Regions from separate parts of the Homo sapiens genome. Here region 1 is linked to region 2. A link is an interaction called in ENCODE POLR2A ChIA-PET data of the cell type or tissue named here. Cell type or tissue: PC-9. All regions are shown on one strand. Each heading gives the region's core, and the rest is flanking DNA. Links, peaks and the distances in the headings are about the cores only.

Evidence for each region. Peaks named below come from ENCODE experiments on the same cell type or tissue, not always from the same donor. Only the 100,000 strongest peaks of a DNase experiment are listed, where the experiment ranks them.
Region 1: POLR2A ChIA-PET joins it to region 2 with 5 read pairs; 2 of 35 experiments call an interaction of 5 or more read pairs at or near these places.

The regions. Positions count from the first base shown.
Region 1 is chr4:76,806,671-76,811,067 of GRCh38, forward strand. No RefSeq gene overlaps it. Among named protein-coding and RNA genes, the nearest start is that of SHROOM3-AS1, 6.4 kb to the left of the region's middle. In PC-9, for the core only: no CTCF peak of the experiment used is centred there; no DNase peak of the experiment used is centred there.
Region 2 is chr4:77,150,602-77,154,998 of GRCh38, forward strand. It overlaps LOC101928864 (a long non-coding RNA gene), which reads right to left. Exons shown (of 2, transcript XR_244659.5): 2 at 4,153-4,375. Among named protein-coding and RNA genes, the nearest start is that of CCNG2, 4.4 kb to the right of the region's middle. RefSeq lists an enhancer at 1,993-2,042 and a silencer at 3,753-3,822. In PC-9, for the core only: no CTCF peak of the experiment used is centred there; a DNase peak (open chromatin) is centred at 2,030; H3K4me3 peaks cover 410 bases; H3K27ac peaks cover 1,172 bases.

The sequences.
Region 1 (4,397 bases), core at 170-4,169, 340 kb before region 2:
CCCAAATTCCTATGTTGAAACAATCCCCAATGTGAGACTATTAACAGGCAGCCTTTTGGGAAGTCAGGCTCAGTTCTCATGAATGGGATGAGTGCCTTTATAAAAGAAGCTGAAGGCAGCTCATTTACCCCTTCCACCATGTGAGGATGTAGCAACCAGGCACTATCTATAAGGCAGAGAACAAACCCTTACCAGTCACCAAATCTGCTTCCACCTTGATCTTGGACTTTCCAGCCCTCAGAACTGTGAGCTATAAATTTCTGTTTATCAGTTACCCAGTCTACAGTGTTTTTGTTATAGCAGCACAAACAGACTAATACACTGTATTAATCTGTTTTCACACTGCTATAATGAAATACCTGAGACTGGGTAATTTATAAAGGAAAGAGGTTTGATTGACTCACAGTTAATGAGTCAGGCCTCCGCATAGCTGGGGAGGCCTCAGGAAACTTACAAACATGGCAGAAGGCAAAGGAGAAGCAAGTACCTTTTTCACAAGGCAGCAGGAAGGAGAGAAGAGCAGGGGAAACCAGCACTTATAAAACCCTCAGATCTCATCAGAACTCACTATCAGGAGAACAGCATGGGGGAAACTGCCTCCATGATCTCATCACTTCCCACTAGGTCCCTCCCTTGACACGTGGGGATTACAATTCAAGATGAGATTTGGGTGGGGACATAGAGCCAAACCATATCAGATACCATGCTAAGAAGTTGAAGCTTTACCTTTTAGGCCAGTAAGTCTGGGGTGGGGCCCAGGAATCTGCATTTATCAAGTTCTTTAGGTGATTTTTATGCAGGTGGTCTGGAGATCTCGCTGTAATAAATACTGTTTAGAGGGGCTCTGTTATAGATAAATGAAATTTATAGAAAGTGACAGAAGACACATTTTTATAAAATGGTAGGCATGGTATTAAGTGTGAAGCACCAAAAAGACATAAAACTTGAACCCAGTCCTCAACACATAATTAAAGTAGGCTGATAAGATTTACTACAGCCACTAGGTATGGTTGTGCAGGCTGTGCACTGCACCACAATGCCATCTGAGAAGGTACTGTTCACATTTTAGGCATCATAGATTTGTGTATTTGTTACAGTTTTTGGCAGATAAGTCCAATGTCTTATTCTAATAAAAAGAGGATACTACAGCAATTTTTCAACAGATGGAAATAAAGTGTCTTGAGGAAGGTAGTGGTATATTGTTATATTAATGGCTCCAGTGAATCACATTTCCTGGTATCGACACCCTTCTTTGGTCCTCTGCTATATTAACTCTGAGCCATTGGGAAATCAGCAAATGTGACACGGCAGACTTTGCAGAATTCCCAATGATCAAAGCCAAGTTCTCCGTGATTTTTCTGGACTTTCCCTTATCATCAAAGGATGGCTGCTGCTGATCCAAACAGCTATAGGCATCACATCTGCATTCAAAGTAGGTAGAAAAGGAGCAGTGTAGGCAATGCCAACCAGAGTGTCTTTTCTCTCTTCTCTTCTCTTTTTTCTTTTGACAGAGTTTTACTCTGTTACCCAGGCTGAAGTGCAACGAAGCAATCATAGCTCATTGCAATTTCAAACTCCTGGGCTCAAGTGATCCTCCTGTCTCAGCTTCCCAAGTAGCCAGAAGTATGAGGTGTGTACCACGCACCTGGCTAATTTTTTTTGTATTTATAAAGACGGGGGACTCACTATGTTGCACAAGCTGGTCTCAAACTCCTGGCCTTAAGTGATCCTCCTCCTTCTGCCTCCCAAAGCACTGGGATTACCGGTGTGAGCTACCATGCCCAGCCCCAGAGCTGCTTTTATTAGAAAAGCAAATTTTTTTCCAGCAACATTCCAGCAGACTTTCATTTATATCTCATTGATCTTCATCATTTGGCCATTGTTAGCTGCAAGGGAGTCTGGAAAATGGAATATTAACTTTTCCAAGCCTCTGTAGTAAAACATGACAAGGAAATGGGAGTTTAGGAAAGGATATTGGGTTGACTAAACAGCAGTGCCTGCTGTGGAACTTTTAATCATGCATCCCATACATAGCCACGCTCCTATTAATACCACTGTGTTAGGCCATTCTTGCATTGCTAGAAAGGAATACCTGAGGCTGGGTAATTTATAAAGAAAAGAGGTGTAATTGGCTCAATTTCTGCAGGCTGTACGAGCATGGCACCAGCATCTGCTCAGCTTCGGGGGAGGCCTCAGGGAGCATTTACTCATGGGAGAAGGTGAAGCAGGAATGGGTGTGTCACATGGTGAGAGTGGGAGTGTGATGGGGGGAGGTGCCACACTTTTACATAACCAGATCTCCTGAGAACTCACTATTGCAAGGACAAGCCATGCAGGATCTACCTTCATGACCCAAACACCTCCCATCAGGCCCCACATCTAACACTGGGGATTGCATTTCAACATGAGATTTGGGGGGACAAATATCCAAACTATGTCAATCACAAATGTATACAACATGGAGACTGGAAGCTGCTAGCCAATTTCCAAGCTTTATCTTACAATTCAAAGGGAAGAAATTATCTCCAAGCCATTGATTTATTCAACAAATATTTACTGAGGATAATTCTACAAGTTAGACATTGAGCTAGGCTTTGAAATACCATCCCTGAGATTCAGGAATGGACCTACTGTTCTGCAGGACGAAGAATTCAGCCTCCCTGTAGGCCTGGAGAGAAGGGATAAATATTGCCAACAGCCTCTCATTTCACTGTAACTTCCGTTTTCACATCTGTTTCATTTATCTTTTCTTTTTTTTTTTTTTTCTTTTTTTGAGTCAGTCTTGCTCTGTCATCCAGGCTGGAGTGCAGTGGTATGATCTCGACTCACTGCAACTTCCGCCTCCTGGGTTCAAGCTATTCTCATGCCTCAGCCTCCTGAGTAGCTGGGATTATAGGTGTGCGCCACCATGCCCGGCTATTTTTCGTATTTTTAGTAGAGACAGGGTTTCGCCATGTTGGCCAGGGTGGGTCTCGAACTCCTGACCTCAAGTGATCCACCCACCTCCGCTTCCCAAAGTGCTGGGATTACAGGTGTGAGCCAGGGTGCCTGGCCTTCATCTATTTCCTCTTTTAACTTCCATTTCCATTCCCATTTTCCTTGTATCAGTTAGCTTTTGATGCAATAACTAACCATCCTGAAACTTTGTAGCTTAAAACAACAGTCACGTATTGTTACTCACAAGTCTGCAGGTCAAGTGGCTGGTTCTTCTGATCTGGGCCAGGCCTGGCTGATCCCAGCTGGGTTTGCTCATGTGTTTGCAATTCATCAGTGGGTCAGCTGAGGGCACTTAGCCTAGGATGGCCTCACTCACATGTCTGGTGGTTGGTGCTGGCTGTCAGCTAGGGCAGTGGGGTAACAGGGCCACGTGTCACTCGTTCTCCAGCAGGCTTGCTGAGGCTTATAAATAAGGTGGTTGTTACGGGATTCTCAAGAGTAGGAAGAGTAGGCAAGCCCTAATGTGCTAGGACTTTTCAAGTTTCTGCTTGTGTCATATTTGCTACCTGTTCCATTGATCAAAGTAAGTCACAAGCTCGGCCCAGATTCCAGAGATCGAGAAATAAAGTCCATCTCATGATAGGTGGAGCTGCAATCACACTGCAAGGGCAAGAGAGCAGGGAAGGGAAGAATTTGTGCTCATTTTGTTAACTCCCACACTTCTTTTCTTCCACTACATAGGACACCAAAAATTCGTTAAGCTGGTTAATGATCTTTGAGGCCAGGTGCAATTCACTTCTATCAAACATTGGTTATAGTGCCTCTGCACTATTAGGGGAAAAAAATAATAAAAGGCCTGGCGTGGTGGCTCACGCCTTTAATCCCAGCACTTTGGGAGGCTAAGGTGGACAGATTGCTTGAGCTCAGGAGTTCAAGACCAGCCTGGGCAACATGGCAAAACCCCGACTCTACAAAAAATACAAAAATTATCCAGCTGTGGTGGCATGTACCTATAGTCCCAGCTACTTGGGAGGCTGAGGTGGGAGGATTGCTTGAGCTCAGGAGGTGAAGGTTGCAGTGAGCTGAGATCATGCTACTGAACTCCACAACAGAATGAGACCTTGTCTCAAAACAAAAAACAAAAAACAAAGCCTGAATTATCCACCACCAACTCCTAAGCCACTGGCTGTCAACATTTATGAACTAAGACCCATTAGCAAGAAATTTATTTTACAGTATCCAGAATATACATGTACACATTTTTTTTTTAGAAAAATAAGTTATGGGCCAGTTGCAGTGGCTTACGTCTGTAATCCCTGTAATCCCAGCACTTTGGGAGGCTGAGGCGGGCAGGTCCCTTGAGGTCAGGAGTTTGAGACCAGCCTGACATGGTGAAACCCCATCTCTACTAAAAATACAAAAATTAGCTGGGCATGGTGGTGCATGCTTGTAATGCCAGC
Region 2 (4,397 bases), core at 150-4,149:
AGGCAGGAGAATCCCTTGAACCCAGGAGGCAGAGGTTGCAGTGAGCCGAGATCGTGCCACTGCACTCCAGCCTGGGTGACAGAGTAAGACTCCATCTCAAAACAAACAAACAAACAACAAACAACCCCCCCCACACACAAAAAAAACAACAAAAAAACAATTTTAATATATGTGATGCTGAAGCAAGCACCAGCTGACGTTGAGATGGTGAGACTATACTGGACTATTCAGGTGGGCCCAATGTAATCACTAAGGTCCTTATAGCTGGAAGTGGGAGGCAGAAGAGTCAGAGTCAAGAGAGATCTGGAGATGCCATGATGCCGGCTTTAAAGATGGAGGAAGAGCCACAAGCCAAGGAACGCAGGTGGCCTCTAGATGGTGGAAAAGGCAAGAAAATGAATACTCTCTAGAGCCTTCAGAAGGACTGCAGCCCTGCTGACACCTTGATTTTAGCCCAGTGAGACCCATTTTGAACTTCTGACCTCCAGAACTGTAATATGATAAACATTTGTTGTTTTAAATCCCTAAATTTGTGGTAATTTCCTAGACCATCAGTGTGAAATTAATATAGATGCTATCTGACTGCCAAGGCTGGTTTGTAAAAGGAGACACAGTGTTCACCTGATTTTCTTCAGGCCCTGCCACCATGCCATGAGGAAATGGAAAGACCACGTGGAGTGGTCACATATAAATGTTCCAGCCACCAGCCTCAGCAGAGGTCCCAGCCCACAGTCAGCAACAACTCCAGACACGTGAGTGGCAGCAAGATGATGCCAGCCGCAGTTACCATCTGATTACAACTTCATAAGAAACCCTGAGCAAGGGCTGCCCAGCTGAGTTCAAGCAACGCCCCAGACCTGTGGGTGATGATAATAAAATTATTGTTGTTTTGAGTCACTAAGTTTTGGGTGATTCATTGTACAGCAGTAGATAGCCGAAGCAGTCAGTATGTAACAACTGTTTAAAATTTACACTTTGTCTTGAATTGTCTCGTTTTAAATAAGTATTCACTTTCATATCTAATTTTGTATTTGTAAATTCTTTTTTTCCTAGAGAGAGCCCCTCCAAATAGTAAAGCTTCAAATGTACTACCTTAAATCTGGTTCTACTTCTGCATGTAGCCACAATTTCTTATTCAGAATGTGGTTGAAAACATAAAAATATACGTAATTAAACAGACCTGAGGATCTTTGATATAAAGCAGTCTTTCTTTTTTTCTGAGACGGAGTCTCGCTCTGTCACCAGGCTGGAGTGCAGTGGCGTGATCTTGGCTCACTGCAACCTCCACTTCCCAGGTTCAAGTGATTCTCCTGTCTCAGCCTCCCAAGTAGCTGGGACTACAGGTGTGTGCCACCACACCCAGCTAATTTTTGTATTTTTAGTAGAGACAGGGTTTCAACAGCAGTCTTTCTTTTTAAAGTTAAAAAAAAAATTTCATTTTGAAAACACTTTAAAATGTTAACAGAAGCAAATTTTAAGCTTATACCACTTATCCATATCACTTTAAACATCAATTGCCTTTTCATTTGAGATAAAAAAAGAGATCATGACTCTCACAGACAGTAAAACTTCTTTTGGAAATAAGATGATACATTCAACAGATGTATCCTAAGTTACTCTTTGCTGACAGTGTCAACTTCATATAGCACTGTGATGTCAAGGAAAGACAGGAAATCTCTGAGTTAGGTCATGGTTCTTGAAACAAACCATGAAAGAAAAATGTGTTACATAAAGAATCATGTACAATGTACCAGAATGTAGCCTGAGCCACTTAAAATATATTTTAAGATGATTTTGAGATGATTAGTTCTGATTTCAGGCATTGCCGAATTCTCAGTTCACTCTCCTTTGCCAGGCTTTTCACATTATGTCAAAGCTACTTCATTTATTTCAGTTGATTATTCGTGTAAAAGAGAGAGCACTGGATAACAAAGTACTGAGTCGGGCTTCAGAGTCAACCGAGCATTTAGTTCTCAAGTTCTCAGGTTGCAGAGATAGTTCCTACAAGGCTACTCTCTTGCAGGCTAGTAGAACTGGGAGGGACTAAAGTGGCTGGCTGGAAAAACTGGTCCTCTTGCTGTAGTCATTCAGATGGTGTCTACAGTGTGGATAATTTCCACAATTCCAAAGCCAACCCTACGTAGATAAACACTATGAATGTTTATGAATATGGCCAACCCTTGCATAAACACTCTTCCAAAAAAACAGGGCATGCTTCTAGCATTAACAACAAAAGCAACAAAATATATAGTAAATGGATTGTAAAATGTTGATTTCAAATTTGAGATGGTCTTGTTTGTGGGAAAATCAGAAAGGAGAATATATGAGATGTTTCACTGACTTATTCTGCTGATTGCTTGAAGACAGAGATTAATCATCTGCTATATAAATCATCTCATTCTTCCAGGTTCTGATTTAAAAATGAGCTCTTGGTTGAAAAATCTGCATTACTTCAAGATAGCACCCTATGCTACTATGCTATACCTTCCCTGTTTCTCTTCCTCAGAGAGGCATTCCTGTCTCCATTGCAGGTTCTGTGAAGCAAGACTTATCTAAGCAGGAAGTTTGGGGCTGCAAACCACTTTTTTTTTTTTTTTTGAGACAGGGTTTTGCTCTGTTGCCCAGGCCAGAGTGCAGTGACATGATCATGGCTCACTGTAGCATAGACCTCCCAGGCTCAAGCAATCTTCTTGTCTCAGGCTCACATGTAGCTGGGACTACGGGTGCATGCCACCACGCCCAGATAATTTTTAAAATTTTTTGTAGAGATGAAGTCTCGCTATGTTGCCCAGGCTGGTCTTGAACTCCTGGGCTCAAGTGATCCTCCCACCTCAGCCTCCCAAAGTGCCGGGATTCCAGGTATGAACCACTGTGCTCAGCCTAATGACAGAAAACAGCCCAGGCAGGGACCCAGCAATAGTGAGTAGACGGGGAGGGGGAGTATGGCCTCATGTCAGCTTTACGTATCCTTATCCTCAGGTTCTTTCCTTTCAGGGCTGCTTTCCACCAGACTTCTTTGATGAGGTTAGGGATGATCCCTTCCTTTCCCTTCATGAAGTCACAACATGGTGCAGCCTAGAAATATATAGCTAGTTGCTTTCACAAATGTTTGTATTCAGTCATCACATATGAAGCAGACACAACTACCTCTGGCTTTTTGTTTTCCTCAGTTTAGAAAGCTGAGGCTCAAGACCATGGGAATTATTCAGGGTATTCAAGGCACCATTTCTAATGAGTAGGAAAGCTGAGACACAAAGCCAGTTTGATCCATGGCCAGTGCTTTTGCCCTACACCTCAGACATACCAGGGTATATGCTGGGGCCTTGTTTTATTTATGTATTTTTGTATTCCTGGTGCCTAGTAGCATGCCTGGCACTCAGTGTGTATTCACTAAATTTCGATTGAATAAAAAGCTAGGATTTATTGTCAAAAACCATATCTTTGAGGAGAAAGATGATATTTGGAAAATTGTAGCAATTTTGATGCCTTATGAAGTTCAGGGAAGTCTAAGTCATTTAGGGAAGCACTGCAACTGTCCCATGAGAGTGCCCTATTTTCAAGGTAGAAGCTTAAGTGTGAGCAGGTTTGCAGCACACTTGTCAGGAGTCAGGGATTCACTGAATGTAGTCAGTGTTTCTGTGTGGGCACTCCCTGCTTATTACCCATTCTGTGAGCACCTTTTAGTTTCAGTCTCACATGTCACTGAGGACAATGGGCTGCACATCAGGCTTTCATGGGGTTATTGGTGACAGTATCACCCAACCCCACTGCACCCCTACCACATGCTGTAGAAAACCAAGTATCTTAAATTGTCTGGAAGTTCTTGGGGGCTGCCAAGTTTCTGATTTCCTTATTTTGTATGTGTGCATGATACAGGAAATTTGCCTTCCAGAAAGCTCAGGAAAGGCTAATGGGTAAAGCCTGATTAGCCTAAGGGGAATAATGTCTTTTTCATAAATAACACTTTCAGCTCCGGCAAGGTAAGCCAATGTGATAAGGACAAATAGAATGAGGAGAATTTTTTTTTAAAAGATATATTAACAAACAAAAAATTCTGCAAAGTAAACAGAGAAAACCTACATAATCCCCCAGCCCATTTCCTAAGAATATCATCATTCTTAAAATGAGGTGTTTAAAAAAGAGGATGCTGTATTAATAATTACTGGATCTGTATTTTTAATGATTGCTTTCCTTTAATCTTAAAGAGATAAGTGGACTAACGTGGATAAAGGGCTCCATCTTGGACAACTTGATCAGTCTTTTCTTCTGTGCTGAGCAGGGCCTGCCAAGAGCAGGAAATTCAACGCCATTTACAAAGCTTTCTTGTCTTACTCTCAGAGAAAGCCATCACTGTTCACATCATTCAAGAGGCTGTCTGTAAAAGGACACATAAAATA